Linked DNA regions of Homo sapiens: region 2 is linked to region 1. The links are chromatin loops, found by intact Hi-C in ENCODE. Cell type or tissue: chondrocyte. All regions are shown on one strand. Each heading gives the region's core, and the rest is flanking DNA. Links, peaks and the distances in the headings are about the cores only.

Region 1 (8,325 bases), core at 323-8,322:
AGGCTGAGGCAGGAGAATCACTTCAACCCGGGAGGTGGAGGTGGCAGTGAGCCCAGATCTCACCAGTGCACTCCAGCCTGGGAGACAGAGTAAGACTCTGTCTCTAAATAAATAAAGCCCCACCCCACACCCGACACAGCCTCCTGGATGCTGCAGCGTGGCACCCCATGCAGTCCTACCCCCTCTCTCTGTCTTCAAGAGCTAGTCTGGCTCTCTCAGGCTGTGGCGCTCACAGACGATTCTCCTTTTCCAGCTGCAGTGCTGAAAGCATCCATCCTTTTCACTTTTTTTTTTTTCATTTTATTTAAGACAGAGTTTTGCTTTTGTTGCCCAGGCTGGAATGCAATGGCGCGATCTCAGCTCACCACAACCTCCGCCTCCCCAATTCAAGTGATTCTCCTGCCTCAGCCTCCCAAGTAGCTGGGATTACAGGCATGAGCCACCACACCCGGCTAATTTTGTATTTTTAGTAGAGATGGAGTTTCTCCATGTTGGTCAGGCTGGCCTCAAACTCCCAACCTCAGGTGATTGGCTCGCCTTGGCCTCCCAAAGTGCTGGGATTACAGGCATGATCCACTGTGCCCAGCCCCATCCTTTTCACTTTTTATTTATTTTTTGTTTAGAGATAAGTCTGGCTCTGGCACCCAGGCTAGAGTGCAAGGGGTGTGACCATAACAGCCTCCTCCTTCAGGGAGGTTAGAGAGGGCTCAAGTGATCCTCCTACTTCAGCCTCCTGAGTAGCTGGGACTACAGGCATGCACCACCATGCCTGTCTCATTTTTCTATTTTGTAGAGACATGGGATCTTTCTATGTTGCCCAGGCTGGTCTCGAACTCCTGGCCTCAGGCATTTCTCCCACCTCAGCCTCCCAAGTAGCTGGGATTACAATCGTGAGCCACTTCACCTGGCACCCTGTTCACTTTTTAAATGTTCTGCCATTTGCCAGGTGCAAATTCTTTCAGTCCAGTGGGAAGTGAGGATTTCCACACATCTACTCACAGCCTGCCCGCCCACTGCTGGAGCCTGGCTTTTGCCTTTGGAGACTCCAGTGCCTGGCCTGTCTGGGTTCCTCTGCTCCTATGTCCCCATCCTGCCTCCCACACACCACTCCTCTGCCTCCCTCAGCTGGGCCCGCACTGCCACCTGTTCTCCTCCTCGTGCTCACCCTGTTCCCACGGGACTTCAGGGGCCTCTGCATGGGCTTCTATTCTTCCTGCATTTTCTTGGCTTTTGAGTCCTTCCCCTCCCACACCCTTCATCTCCTGGGGCCCCCAGACCCAGAGAGCATACAGCACACCCTGCCATTATCTGCTCCACCGTGTGTGTGTGTGTGTGTGTGTGTGTGTGTGTGTGTGTGTGTGTGTGTGTGTGTGTGTGTGTGAGAGACAGACAGACAGTCTCGCCCTGTCACCCAGTCTGGAGTGTAGTGCCACAATCTTAGCTCACTGCAGCCTGGACCTCCTGGGCTCAAGTGATCCTCTTGCCTCGGCCTTCCAAAGTGCAGGAATTGCAGGTGTGAGTGACCACGCCCGGCCTTCTTTTTTGTTAGCTTTTGCTTGTAACAAAACTGCCGCCTCTGTCCTTCTCTGAGATAATTGCCCTCTTAAGGTCCCGAGTATAGACATCTCCCCTTCCTTCTCCTCAGCCCGCTTGTGCAAGGTCTTTGAGTGAGAGATTCATGATCAGCCCCAGGCCCTTGTCCTCCCCCTCCAGCCCCATCCTTTCCCTCCTCTCCTTCCCTCCTCCCTGCAGAGCCACCACAGGCCTGGAACGAATCTGCAGAAGAAGCCCAAGTGGGTGTGGCCATTCTCTATGTGACAGTCGCAGGCAGCCCAAAGCCTGGCTTTCCCCTTTGGGCATGGGAACCCCTAGTGCCCTCTGATTTTTCTCCACCACCTGGCCTGCTGGAATGCAGGTGGCTGAACTCTTCCTTATTTTGGGAAAAATGGCAGAAATACTGGTTTCATTCTTCTGCTTTCCACTCCTGTGATTTGGGGTCATTTTCCTCCTTGTACTTACCTAGCTGACTGCTTCCCTCATCCTCCTGTGGCACCCTATTTCTCATGTGACTGTCTCAGTCATCCGTGGTTTGTTTTTGTTTGTTTGTTTGTTTTTGAGACAGAGTCTCACTCTATCACGCAAGCTGGAGTGCAGTAGTGCAGTCTCAGCTCACTGCAACCTCTGCCTCCCAGGTTCAAGTGATTCTCCTGCCTCAGCCTCCCTAGCAGCTGGGATTACAGGCATGTGCCACCACACCCAGCTAATTTTTGTATTTTTAGTAGAGACACGGTTTTGACACGTTGGCCAGGCTGGTCTCGAACTCCTGGCCTCAGGTGATCTGCCCGCCTCAGCTTCCCAAAGTGCTGGGATTACAGGCATGAGCCACCATGCCTGGCCAATCCATGTATTTATTCCTTAGGAGGATCTGTAGCAGGCACAGTCCAGTGCTGGGATACAAAGGGCAGAACGATGGGCAACACTGAGCTTCTCCTCTAATCCTCACAACACTGAGGCTCGGAGGCTGAGTGAGCTGCCCGGGAGTTCACAGCCTCGCAGAGCGGGGCAGAGAGGTTTCTAGGCAGACGCAGGGGAAGGCAAGGCAGAACCTGTGAGTTCTCCTTTACCTGGACGTGTGCTGGTCCCTGATTAGTTTCCCTCACCAGGCCTGAAAGTGGCCCGAGTCTGAGCTGGCCAGCTGTCTTGTTGTACAGATGGGGAGACGGGGACCCAGAGTGGGTGAGTCGCACAGCCAGAGCCAGGCCCCCGCAGAGTGTCTGTGGGCCCCTCGGCCTCAGGGAGAGCCTGGCAACTCAGACGCGGGGTTCCAGCCCCCGCTCCTCCCCAGCCATCTGTGCAGCCTCGTAACCTGTGGGTGCATTTTGAGCCTCTCTCCCCTCATCGGTGAAGCCTGATTGTTCATCCAGATCTGTTTGTGTCTGGGGAGCCCCTTCCATGCCAGCATCATACTGAGAGCACAGCTAGATGTGGTCCCGCCCTCGTGGTGCCCGCGGTCCGGTGGGTAGAACACGCACTAGCCAGACTCAAACGGTTCACTGTGAAGTAAGCTCCAGTGATCTGAGGCACAAAGCGACCAGGTCTGGAGAGGTGGGAGCAGCTGCCACTGTAACTTTGTGTGGATTGGAAAAGGTCCCTCTTTCCCCCTCACTGTGTGGGCCTCAGCTTCCCCATCCCTACAAGTGGGCATGTTAGTCACGCCCACCTCCCCCCTTCCCTCCCTTCCTTCCACCCTTGTGGCCTGATGGTCAGACCATGAAAAACATCTATGGGAGCAGAAGGGCAAAGTGACCAACAGCAAGGATTTGCAGTGGGACATTCCAGCACTTTCTAGCCCTGTGACAGCCTCTCTGAGCCTCACCCTTGTGGCCTGTAAGATGGAATCCACACCTCCTTAATGAGGACGCTCACACGCTCCTCCACCAAGTACTTGGTAGCCAATGCCTGGCACTTCGGTGAGCCCTTGGTCACTTTTGTTAACATTGAGACAGACTGGTGGGCTGGGTGCGGTGTTTCATGCCTGTAATCCCAGCGCTTTAGGAGGCCAAGACAGGAGGATCATTTGAACCCAGGAGTTGGAGGATACAGTGAGCTGTGATTGCACCACTGCACTCCAGCCTGGGTGATAGAGTGAGACCCTGTCTCTAAAAAAAAAAAAAAAGAAAAGAAAAGAGAAAAGACAGACTAGGGGACAGAAATTGAGTCTGCTAAGGCCCCACGGGCTCCCCAGACCAGCCAGGGCCTAACTTGCCACCCCCTCTGTTTGCCTTCCCCTAGGAGAGCTCCGATGCCTTCCTCTTGGCTGCAGACACAGACTGGAAGGTAGGTCAAGGCTCAGACCCCCAAGATGTGGGACTGACAGCTGGCAGCCCCTCACCCCACCTGGCCAGGTCCCAGAGGAGGGTCACAGCCCTTCTGTGTGCCCCCTGCCTAACAGAGAGATGCTGGGGTGGGAGATGAACTGGCCCTGCTTCTGCGAGCAGCAGGGAAGAGACGGGGCCTCTAGGGGGAGTGAGAATGGAAAAGAGAGTGAGGGATGTTGTCATCTGAATCAGCATTTTCCTCCAATGAAAGGCAGGTTGACTCTAAAATAGCTCCTGTTTCCATGACAGCTGTTGCCAGGACAACCCTGTCCTCCTTAGTTGATGCCAGGTTCTCCGTGGAAACTGAAAGCGCCCTTTGTTTTTATTCCTCCGGGTGATGATGTTGCTCACTCGGCCAGTCGTTTCTCCCCTCTGAGTCCCACAGTGACCATTGATTTCCGGGTCTGGGAAAATGCCTGACAGCAGACACAAGGGAACCCTGCTGGGTTCTGGGGCCCCACTGGCCATCCCGACATGCTGAACCAATTCAGACCCTTCCTCCTGGTAAGGTGGAAGCAGCTCCCGAGTCTCTGTCCTTGCCTGGGCCTGACCTGGTTTTGGGTCAGCCTCCAAGCCCCGTGACAGCACCAGCCAAGTGGTCTGGATGCAGGGGTGACACGGAGGCGGGGCTGCCCTTTGGCTCGTCCCCCAGTGGGAGCAACGCGAGGATCAGTGTGAGAATCTGGGCCTGTGTGCTGGTCCCTCGGTCACGCGCCACTTCAAGGACGAGAGGGGAGACTTCAGGGCAGCCAATGTACATGTGCTCAGATCCTCCGGGAATGCCATCTCCAAGCACAAAGGGCTCTGGAGCTGGAAGGAGAGGCTAGGGTTCCGGCAGTGGGGAGTGAATGGGAGCCCAGGAGGTGGGATGGGAGGGAAGTGGTCGGGAGCTGGCCCAGGCTGGTGGGAAGGGACAGCCGGAGATCAGGGCAGGCTCACCAGGGGATTTTCTTTGTCCTCCATGCTGCAAATGAGGATGAGCTATGCAGGCAAATGGGCCCTGGAGGAGGGGGTTGGCCAAGTAAAATCTCAGAGCAGCCAGCCGGTGCCTCAACACACTGGTCCCACAGTGTGGGAGGCCGACGCCAACAGTGCTGATGCCAGCCCCAGCACACAGGCCCACGGTGTGGGGGACAGGCAGAGGGGAATCCTGGAGTCGTGGAGGAGACCCTACCATACCTCTGGGTTCCCAACTGCTGCTGCGAAGCTGCCTCTGGCCCCTGAGCCCTCTGAGCTGCAGCCCCGGAGTTGCGGGGCCCAGGGTGTGTGGGACCCCGGTTCTCAGGATCCTCTGCTTGGTAAAAGGCAGGTTGCATTAAAAGGCACCTTCCTGTCCACTCCTGTCACACCACATGGAGGCAGCATTTTTTTCGTTTTTTGTTTTAGAAAAGCAGCCACAAGAATGGATGGTCGTTATCTGGGCCAAGACCTGGCAGGGATTTTATCTCCTGCTCACTATGGCAGGCGTTGTCACTGTCCCCTGCCTCCGTGGGGGCAGCCAGTGGGGGAGGTAGTATAGCAGAGGGACTAACATGAGCCAGACAGACCTAGGTTCTGGCCCCGCCACTTCCAAGCATGTGACCTCCAGCCCAAGTCACTCCATTTGTCTACCGCATTTTCAGGGAGACAGGCAGCACGGACCTCCCGAGTGTTTCTAAGGCGATGGTGCCCATGGGCCCCTCATATGGACACTCAGCTGACCGTGACGAGTGGCCACCAGAGTGTGGAGTTAGCACCAAACTGCCTGGGTGTGGTTCCTGGCTCTGTGCCCACTAGCTGTGTGATGTTAGGCAGGTTACCAAACCTCCCTGTGCTTTATTTGCCTCATTTGTAAAGAGGGTATTAAGAGAGAAAATGAGTGCTCGCCCCAGCAGCACATATACCAAAATTGGAATGATACAGAGAAGATGAGCACGACCCCTGTACAAGAATGACCCACATATTCGTGAAGCCTTCCATACTTAAAAATATTTTCCAAAAAGAGGATAAAGGCTGGGTGTGGTGACTCATACCTGTAATCTCAGCACTTTCGGAGGCTGAGGCAGGTGCATCACTTGAGGTCAGGAGTTTGAGGCCAGCCTTGCCAATATAGTGAAACCCCATCTCTACTAAAAATACAATAATTAGCCAGGTGTGGTGGCAGGCGCTGGTAGTCCCAGCTACTTGGGAGGCTGAGGCAGGAGAATGGCTTGAACCCGGGAGGCGGAGGTTGCAGTGAGCAGAGATTGCACCATTGCACTCCAGCCTGGGCAACAGAGCAAGACCATGTCTCCAAAAAAAGAAGAAGAAGAAAAAAAAAGAGGGATAGAGAGAATGGGTAAAGCACTCCAAGAAAGCCTGGCACATGGAGGACATTTGAACATAGTGTTTGCCACTCTTGATTCTGAGACCTCAGGCCCACCCAGAGTGCTGGGGTACTAGTAGCTGCCGCTGCTTACTAGCCAAGTGAGGAAATTACCTAACCTCTCCAACTCTCAGTTTCCTCATCCCTTCTCATAGGTCCATGAGGATTATATGTATTATCCTTGCAGCTGCCTGTGCAGTAGGCACTGCTGTTTCTCCCATTTACATACGGAGGCTCAGAGAGGTTGATTGACTTCCCCAAGGTCACACAGCAAAGAAGTGGCAGAGCTATGAGTGGCACCAGGGTTTGGCTGGCAAGACCTGGGTTTGGCTGGCAAGACCTGAGCCTGCCTTGTCTGGCCACTGTAACTGCACAACCACCAGAAAAAGGGCCAACAATTTGGAGAGGCACACAGGCTGCCTCATTTCTCCCCTGCCAGGACCTGGGCAGGGGTGGGGTCAGATCTAGAGTGATTTCTGCAGTTTTTTCTGATTCTCACAGCAGCTTGGTGAGAAAGGCACACAGTCCCTGCTTTACAATTAGAAGCCTGAGACACAGAGAGGTTAAAAAAAAAATCTTGCCCAAGGTCACCCGGCTGGTAGGGGGCCAGGAAGGACTTAAACCCACGTCTGTGGGTTTGCAGACAGCTGAGCAGTCATGGAGGCTGTGGCTTGGAGTGGGCAGTGTCGCAGGTCAGCTTGTCACCTGGGTCCAAAGGTGGGGAGAGGCCACTCAGGGGTCAGAGGTTGGAGTGGGCGTAGGATTGGGTGGGGCCTTGGGGGACATGGGAGGGCATTGTGGGCAGAGGGCAGGGCTGTGCCTCAGTTTTCCAAGCCTCTTCCTGTGCCACAGTGCCTGCAGGAATGGGGAGCATGGCCAGGAGGTGACGGGCCAGGGGGACTCCCCATTCTACTTCCTGCTGCCCTGGGGAGCACAGGGCCTGTCAGTCTTCCCTAGGCCTCCAGAGTAAGAGGTGAGAGATGGAATAGGTGCCCCCAGGCAGAGGACATGACCAGCAATAGTGTACATAGCAGGTGTCGACCAGGTCAGCAGGTACCCAGAGATGAAGAGATGACCACTTTCTCCAAGGGCAGCCAGTCAGCATGCAGGGCCATCAGCATGGGCTGGGGTGAGTGGCGTGTTCCTTCTTCAGCAAGACAGGGAGAGGAAGCCGGATAGGAGGCAGCTACTGACGTTGACATGCCCACCTCCTGTAGACCCACCCGGCCCTTGTTCCTGGAGGCAACCAGTTTGGGGCTTGGCTCTCGGGTATCTGGGGAGCAGGACACTAGGGCTATCTCAGGCTCTGTGCCCTGACCCCACCCTTGCCCAGGCCCTGGCAGGAGAGAAATGGGGCAGTCTGTGTGCCTCTCCAAACTGTTGGCCCCTTTTCTGGCAGTTGTGCAGTTATCGTGGCCAGACAAGGCAGGGTCAGGTCTTGCCAGCCAAACCCTGATCCCACTCATAGGTCTGCCACTTCTTTGCTGTGTGACCTTGGGCAAGTCAGTCAACCTCTCTGAGCCTCCATATATAAATGGGAGAAACAGCAGTGCCTACTGCACAGGCAGTTGCAACGATAATACATATAATCTTCATGGATTTGGGAGCATAGGCACGCAGCAGCCCCCTTCTCTCTGTGGCTCCTGCTCTCCCAGCCTTGGGCCCCCTCCTCTGCTTCCCTCTCTGGCCTATTTCCTCTCCTCCTGTGCACTTCTTGGCCTTTCTTCTCCTCTGCTCACTCCACCTGCAGGCCTCGGGCGAGCTCGCCACCCAGATCCTTGCTGCCCAGGAGAACAGGGCACGGAGCCTGAGATAGACCTAGTGTTCTGCTCCCCAGAGACCCGAGAGCCAAGCCCCAAACTGGTTGCCTCTGGGAACGAGGGCCGGGTGGGTCTACAGGAGGTGGGCATGTCAATGTCAGCAAGCTGCCTCCTAGCCCCGCTTCCTCTCCCTGGTGGTCTGGAGCCCCTGGCAGCAGGGTGAGGGTGGGGAGGGCAGAGCTGGTGTGTGCCTGACCATACCCCTGGCCCTGCTATCTGCCCAGGGCCCCTGGCCCCCGGCCCCCAAACTCCATTTTCAGCATGTGGGGAAACCCCCTGTATC
Region 2 (8,325 bases), core at 1-8,000, 240 kb after region 1:
AAAGTTTTACAGTTTTTAAACTGCTTTTCCTCACATTCTTCTTACTTTAAAATCAGAAGGGAAGTTAATTAGCTTGCCCACAATCACAGAGCTAAAAATGGCAGAGACAATAGCACAGCTGTGATCTTTTTTTTTTGAGACACAGTCTTGCTTTGTTGCTCAGGCTGGAGTGCAGCGGCGTGATCAGCGGGCTCACTGCAACTCTTCACCTCTCAAGCGATCAGGCTCGAGCGACCCTCCCACCTCAGCCTCCCAAGTAGCTGGGACTCCAGGTGCACATCACCATGCCCGGCTAATTTTTGTATTTTATGTAGAGACGGGGTCTTGCCATGTTGCCCAGCTGGTCTAGAACTCCCGAGCTCAAGCAATCCACCTGCCTCAGCCTCCCAAAGTGCTAGAATTACAGGTGTGAGCTACTGTGCCTGGTCTGTGATCTTTTAACCAATGGTTATGGTACCACAGTTGCACACTGCATTTTTAAAGTCTCACGAGACCTGCTCAGTTATTTCACCAAAAAGTAAATAATCAGAATTAAATAATTAAAAGCAAATCATTATAAATCAAAATACATTAGCATCTTTTTTTTTCTTCATTGAACTGCAACTATGTCTGATCTCATGTCACTATACATTTACAGTACAAGTCAACAAGAGAAAGTTTTATTCGCAGTGTTTAGCTAAATGATACACTTGAACTTACAAAGAGTTCCACATATTTACAAAGAGTTCCAAGTATGCCATTGGATAAATCCTCAGTTCTTCAGAATAACAACAGACAAGGTTTTATTGTATTAGAATGAGCCATTTAAATAGAAATGTCGATGAATTCAGTTTAAGTATTTTCCACTTTTACCATTTGGAGCTAGGTAAAGATCACTTCCACAGTGTAAGGAGGGAAGTCTGATCTTGCCTGAAGAGTTAACCTTCATGCCAAATATGGCATCTGATTCTGTCACCTAATCAGGTATCATTATTTAAATCTGAAGAGTAATTCCTCAACATTAGGTGCTCAACTATTTCAAGAATTTATTTTCTGGTCAGGTGGGGTTGCTTAGCCTATAATCCCAGCGCTTTGCGGGGCTGATGTGGGAGGAGTCTGAGACCAACACAGGGAGACTCTGTCTCTACAAAAAATAAAAAATTAGCTGGGTGTGGTGGTGTATGCCTGCAGTCCCAGCTACTTGGGAGGCTGAAGCAGGAGGACCACTTGAGCCTGGAAGGTCAGGCTGCAGTGAGCCATGATTGTGCCACTGCACTCCAGCCTGGGCAACACAGTGAGACCCTGTATTTAAAGAAAAAAAAAAAGGGAATTTTTTTTGGTACATATTTTGCAGCACTGTGGTTCCCCTGTGTAAGATTAGTCGAGAGAAGGAACAATAAAATCTGTAACTGGTTATGATCAATTAGTTGTAAACACCATTACACTTGGACCAGCCTATGTTCAGATTTTGATCTAAGATACAACATTAAAATGTCATACTGTATTTGTTTCCGTTGCATTACGTGAAAAATCAGGGCTTAAAATAAAAATATCCAATATAAGAGACATGCCAGCAACTGTTAATAGTGCTGAGATGTAACAGTGAATATAAAGTAGGTAAAGTCTCCGCTCTCATGGAACTTACATTCTAGTAAGAAAAATACAGAAAAGAAAAATGAGTCAGACTCTCAAACTGAAAGAATGACTAACCCTGACCCCAAGGGATTTTCACCAAGCACTAGAGCTTCAGGTGATCTAGCCAAATCCATAAAACAAGGTATTATTTTAAGATTACTGCAATAGGGAAACATACTTTCTCTTGACGGAAATTTTAAGCACTCCTTTGGTTTTCCAAATTTGTTGCATAAATAACTCCTCCTGGCTCTGGCCCACTAGGTAGGCAGACTTAAAGAGCACACGTTGACAGTGGGCCAGGAAGGAGCCAAGTCAGGAAGAGAAAAAAGTGCGAAGCCTGGGCAAAACTGTACTGCCAAGGCTGTGGGGCCTTGGAAAGGACAGATAGTTCTGCTGGCTGAAAGACACAGAGCATACATTCAAACGAAAGGCCAAGCTACGCTTTGCTCCTTGCAGTTAATACCTGCTTGGGGGTGGTTTTAAAACTCAGTTCCTTATTAAGGTAGTGCTTAAGGAGAGTGCTCCAAATCGGCTTCTTGAGTTGAATTAATCTTCTGGCTCCGGTCTCCACTGGGAATGAATTACTAGAGCTCGTTTCAAGCTCTGAAATTTCCCTCCATACTATTATACACGCCACAGTACGAAATTACGTTTGTCATTTTTTGAGCAATGACCATTTGTCATTGTCCTTCCCTCGCCTTGTTCACAGTTGTATCGTTGGCATCTGGTCCAGAGCCTGGCTCTGAGAAACTGCAGTTACGAAATATTTACTGAATGAAAGAGCACAGGGAGATGGAGAGGAAGATTGATAGCCTCCCTGCAACCGGACCTCCTTAGGGGCAATAAGGAAAAAACAAAACAAAACAAAAAAAGAGACACACTACACCTCGACCCTTTCCCAAGCAAAGGCCAAACGGGCCCCGGGGTCACAGGGACCTCGGGGGGTCGCAAGGTCAGGAGAATGCCGCACGCCAAGGTCGCAGGTGCGGGAAGGAAAGCGAGGCCCGAATGCCGGCGCCCCGGAAACCTTCCTCTCGCGCTCTTCCCGCCCAGGGCACACACGCGGCAGCCAGCCGCCGCCGGCCCACCGACTCGGGCGGGCCGGGGGCCAGGACAGGTGCGCCCGCCGCCCCCAGGGCACCCTATCAAGGGCACGGTCGTTACCCGGCGCCGCTGCCCCAGTACTATCCGCACCCCTCCCACTGAATGGGAGTCCGGCAACCGCCGAGGGCCACACTTCCTTTCCCTAGGGATTGCGTTGCACGCCTTCCTGCAGGGCCCAGTGCGGGGACCAGAGGGATGTGGGATCCTGAGGATCACTGTGGGGCACGGACGCTCAATCCTCAGTCCCCAGTAAGGGAAAGCCGAGGGGGTGGCAGAAAAGTGTGTGTGTGTGCGTGTGAGTGACAGTGTGTATTTGGGGGCCGGGAGGGGTGAATGTCCTGGGGTGCTCGCAGCTCGGCGGGGCAGGGCCATCGCCCTGGCTCCATCTCCGTTTCCCTTGGCTTACCTGGCTCTGGCAGAGGCCGCGGCGGCGAGGCCCGGGTGGAAGGCGGCGGCGATCCCGGGGAGGACGCGGCCGGAGTGCAGCAGGGCCATGGTGGACCGTAGGAGGGCAGTGGGCAGCCGCAGGACGGAGCAGAGGGCGAGCGGACACACACACAGGGAACCGGCTCCTGCTGAAGGTAAGGACAGGGACTTCCCTGGGCCAGAGCGGCCGCGTGCTGGGCCCGAGCCACGTCACAGCGATCCCTGGCGGCCGGCGGGCGGAGCGGCGTGGGCTCAGCGGAGGTCGTGGAAGAGGATGACTGCACAGTTTACCTACGCCCAGCCCTTGCTGCGCTTCATTCATTTAATCCAGCTGGGCCAGGCCTGGCCGGCCGAAGAGGTGGCTGCTGTTATGGCAGTTTGAAAGATGAGAAAATGTAGGCTGACATAGTTGACGTATTTTGTCTGATGCCTTACAGCCATTAGGACCCAAGGTGGCCTTACTTTCAACCCTAATAGTTTCCCTAAGCACAAGTCATGTCACGTCGTTCCTGAATGTTTCCTTATCCCCCACCCTTTTTTTTTTTTTTTTTTTTTTGAGATGGAGTTTCACTCTGTCACCCAGGCTGGAGTGCAGTGGCGTGATTTCGGCTCACTACAACCTCTGCCTCCCAGGTTCAAGCGATTCTCCTGCCTCAGCTCCCCGAGTAGCTGGGTTACAGGTGCCACCACCACGCCCGGCTAATTTTTGTATTTTTAGTAGAGACGGGGGTTTCACCATGTTGACCAGTCTGGTCTCAAACTCCTGATCTCAAGTGATCTGCCCGTCTCAGTCTCCCAAGACTGCTAGGATTACAGGCATGAGCCACCGCACCTGGCTTCCTTATCCCTTTTATGGAGAGGGTCGCATGTGTATTTTGTGGGGCAGTTGTGAGGATTAATAAGATTAGCAGATTATGTCTAAAACAGGGCCTGATTTAGTAAGCACAAAATAACCCATGGTCATTAATGACAAACTCGTGTATGTCAAATCCTGATAACTGTTTGTGGAAGGAAATGAATCGGTTTTGAAGGAAATGAATCGGTTTTAAAGGAAAAAGCAAATGAATTTCAGACACATCCACAAGTCAAACGAGTCTTTCTCATGTGTAGTCTATTTCTCTGATACTCGTCTCTTAAACCAAGGTAGGGGCCCGGTGTGTTGGCTTATGCCTGTAAACCCAACACTTTGGTAGACTGAGGCAGGAGGATAGCATGAAAACAAGAGTCTGAGACCAGCCTGGGTAACAAGATGAAACCCCCATCTCTTAAAAAAATAAAAAAAAATTAGCAGGATGTGGTGTTGCGTGCCTGTTCCAGCTACTCAGAAGGCTGAGGAGGGAGGATTGCTTGAGCCCATTAATTCAAGAGTGCAGGCCGGGCGCGGTGGCTCACGCCTGTAATCCCAGCACTTTGGGAGGCCGAGGCAGGCGGATCACGAGGTCAGGAGATCGAGTCCATCCTGGCTAACCCTCTCTCTACTAAAAAAATACAAAAAAAAAGTAGCCGGGCATAGTGGCGGGCGCCTGTAGTCCCAGCTACTCGGGAGGCTGAGGCAGGAGAATGGCATGAACCCGGGAGGCGGAGCTTGCAGTGAGCCAAGATCGCGCCACTGCACTCCAGCCTGGGCAACAGAGCCAGACTCCGACTCAAAAAAAAAAAAAAAAAAAGAGTGCAGTGAGCCAGGATTGCGCTACTGCACTCCAGCCTGGGTAACAGAGTGAGACGCTGGCTCTAAATAAATAAATAAATACATACATAAATAAAATAAAACCGAGATAGAACTGTGTACCTTGGCAATTTAATATCTCCTCTGTGGCTCCACGTTGCCTGAATGGTAAAGTCTAAACCCCTACTTAGGGCCACATTCTAGGTCCTTCCGGCCCAGCTCCAATTTACTGTCTCAGACCCTTATGCTCTCATATGACCTTGACCTATGCGCCTATAGGCCATGACTTGGGATTCTACCTGTGAAAAGTAAAGTAGAGATTCTTCTTTAAAGACTTTCCTCCCTGTCTAATTAGAAATAAATAGTAACTTCTCTTAAAAACAAAATGTATTCAAAGACCTGTACTAACAGTCTTAAATATCTGCTAGCCATAATAAAGAAATCAATGTACTTTATGTTCCTAGCTGCCACCATTTAGCCTAAATATTTGCCCTGGCATGCTTATACTGGTCCAAGCAAGCATTAGGTCATAGCCTGTTCCTCTTCCTTATTTGAAGGTGTTTTTACCTTTCTCAGCATTCCACAAGTTACTTCCTCCTTCCTTTGCTCTCCTCTGCCTTTGCCTCTTTTAAAAAGTTCTAAGTTGCTAGCCAATCAGAACAAATACAAAATGTGAGGACCTGTTCCAGCCAATGAAAACCGGACACAGCAGCAAGGTGGATGTATCAGGTTATAAGTGACCTTGTCTCCTTTGTTTGGTGTACTCTCATGGCAAAACTGCTGTCGAGTGTACCCTTTCTGCCGAAAGTATAAAGATGGCCTTGCTGAGGAAATTAAATTTATGTTCAAGTGCTATTTCTTTACAGCACCAAGAAACAAGAATTTCAAACATACCAGTACATCAGTTTGCTCAGACTGCTGTAACAAATCCCCATGAATTGGGTGGTTTAAAACAACAGAAATTTATTCACTCACAATTCTGGAGGCCCAAAATCAAAAATCAAGGTATTGGCAGGGTTTGTGCCTTATGGGGTCTCAGAGACTCTGTTCCATGCTTCTCCTAGCTTCTGGCAATTGTCTGCACTCCTGGGCATTCGTATGCTGTTAGAGGCATCACTAATCTCTGCCTCTGGTGTCACACAGTGTTCTCTCCCTGTCTGTCTCTTCTCTTCTTTTAAGGACACCAATCATATTGGGGTAGGGTGCATCTTAATTGCCTCATCTTCGCCTGATTACATCTGTAAAGACCCTATTTTCAAATAGATCACATTAATGGGTTCCCCAGGTTAGAACTTAAACGTATCTTTTTTGGGGGCACATTTCAACACATAACAACTACTATTCCCAAAACAATTACATGTCCAGGTATAAACCCTAGAGATCTTCTCACACATTTTTAAGGCTGTCAGTAAAGCATTGTTTATAAAAGCAAAACAGGGAACAACCTAGTCGCCCATCGATGGAGGAAGAGATGGATGTTCTGCTACAGTCTCATGATGGAGCATTACAGAACTACTAACGTGAATGAACTCAATAGATGTCACCATGGATAGACCTCAAAAACATAAACATGCTATAGAATTATACATATAATATGGTGCCACTTAGACAATATTTTTAAAATACACAAAACCATAACATACATTTATTCATAAATGTATGTAAAAGTTTGAAAAAATATGCCAAGGATATGGTTCAATACAGGATTAGGAGGGCATGAGCGTATTTGCCCTTGTGGAGGGAAGGAGACAACTTTGTCATATTAGCTTCATAAAAATTATAGATAAGAGGCAGGCACGGTGGCTCGCGCCTGTAATCCCAGCACTTTGGAGGCCAAAGCGGGCGGATCACCTGAGGTCAAGAATTAGAGACCAGCCTGGCCAACATGGTGAAACCCCGTCTCTACTAAAAATACAAAAATTAGCCAGATGTGGTGGCGCGTGCCTATAGTCCCAGCTACCCAGGAGGCTGAGGTAGGAGAATCGCTTAAACCTGGGAGGCAGAGGTTGCAGTGAGCCTAGATTGTGCCACTGCACTCCAGCCTGGGCACAGAGCAAGACTCTGACTCCAAAAAAAAAAAAAAAAAAGAAAAAAAGAAAAAATACAGATCAGATTAACAATTGTCACCATTTTGGGGTTGAGTATTTGTCACATTGGATTCTGTACTTTTCTGTATGTGTGTATATGTGTGTGTGTGCATATAGTTTTTTGTGTGTGTATATATATACACATATACATATATATACACACATATACATACATATACACATATACATATATATATATACACACATATACATATGTATATATGCTAATTTGAGTTCCTGATATGAAAGGTGGATTGGAAGGAACAACCCTACAGTGGGGAGACTAGGTAGAAGGAAGGTTTACACAGGAATCCAGGCAAGAAATTCTGATTGCCTGAGTTCAGGTAGAGGTAACAGTGATGTAGAAAAGGTTACAGATCTGGGGCATATCAAGGAGGTAGAATCAGATGGATTTGGTGATTAGATGCAGAGAAAGGTAGAAAAGGAGTCAGAAATAATTCCCAATGCTTTAGTTAAAATTGGGGTTGTCTGCAGTTAACAGAGACCCCGAATAATTGACTTAACATATATATCTTTCTCACATAAAAATCTGGAGATAGGCAGTCCAGGGTTGGGGTGGCATTTCTGACCCAGAGTCCTTAGGAAGTCAAGTCCTTCCAGATCCTCGCCCCGCCCTCCCTAAAGTATGGTTGACTCCCAGTGGTCCAAGATAGTAGCCATAGCTTCATCCATCACATCTCCATTCAAAGCAGCTGGAGTGCAAAGGACGTACACCAGTTAACTTTTAAAAGAGTTAAAATATGGGCCAGGTGCAATGGCTCATGCCTGTAATCCCAGCACTTTGGGAGGCTGAAGCAGGAAAATTGCTTGAGTCCAGGACCGGTCTAGACCAGTCTAGGCAACATAGTGAGACCCTGTCTCTACAAAAAAAAATGCAAGAATTAGCCAGGTGTGGTGGTGTGCGCCTGTAGTTGCAGCTACTTGGGAGGCTGAGGTGGGAGGATTGCTTGAGCCTGGGAGGCAGAGGTTGCAGTGAGCCGAGATTGTGCAACTGCACTCTAGCTTGGGCAACAGAGTGAGACGCTGTCAGGGGGCGAGGGGTGGGGGGGAAGTTAAAATAGGAGGAGGCAGAGTGTGGCAAAGATCAGATGGAGGAGAGAGTGAGCCAGGGGAGCACAGAGGAGGAAAGGCTCAATGTCAGCTGTGGAAATCAGGGAGGCCTTCATGGGGGAGGTGACATTTGATCTGAACTTTAAAGGACTGAGGTAATGTGGTATGTGGAGGAGGAAGGAAGGAAAAGACATGGCCTATGCCCCTCCTGATTATCTTCCTTGTCCTGGCTGTCTACCTCCCCAGTCTCCCTCCACCCCCCTTTTCTGTGGACCTGCCCCTTCTGGCCATTGCCCTGGGCTTTTTCACCCACGCACCTCATATTTCCAACCCTACTATTAATTACTTGGATTCATG

What was found. A loop is a pair of places that touch in the nucleus more often than their neighbours do. Peaks named below come from ENCODE experiments on the same cell type or tissue, not always from the same donor. Only the 100,000 strongest peaks of a DNase experiment are listed, where the experiment ranks them.
Region 2: it touches region 1 in a loop (2.4-fold over the local background); 2 of 110 quality-filtered maps call a loop at or near these places.

Annotation. Positions count from the first base shown.
Region 1 is chr16:58,491,172-58,499,496 of GRCh38, forward strand. It overlaps a transcript of NDRG4 not described here and the pseudogene RNU6-103P. Among named protein-coding and RNA genes, the nearest start is that of NDRG4, 4.8 kb to the right of the region's middle. RefSeq lists a silencer at 1,554-1,848 and enhancers at 4,460-5,015, 5,016-5,571. In chondrocyte, for the core only: CTCF peaks have their summits at 3,992 (motif pointing right) and 4,195; DNase peaks (open chromatin) are centred at 1,090, 2,898, 7,480, 8,270 and 2 weaker places.
Region 2 is chr16:58,731,016-58,739,340 of GRCh38, forward strand. It overlaps GOT2 (glutamic-oxaloacetic transaminase 2), which reads right to left and starts at 3,301. Exons shown (of 10, transcript NM_002080.4): 1 at 3,125-3,301. The coding sequence starts at 3,213. RefSeq lists silencers at 2,626-2,715, 2,816-2,905 and enhancers at 3,028-3,646, 3,346-3,425. In chondrocyte, for the core only: CTCF peaks have their summits at 3,375 (motif pointing left) and 3,600; DNase peaks (open chromatin) are centred at 2,906 and 3,056.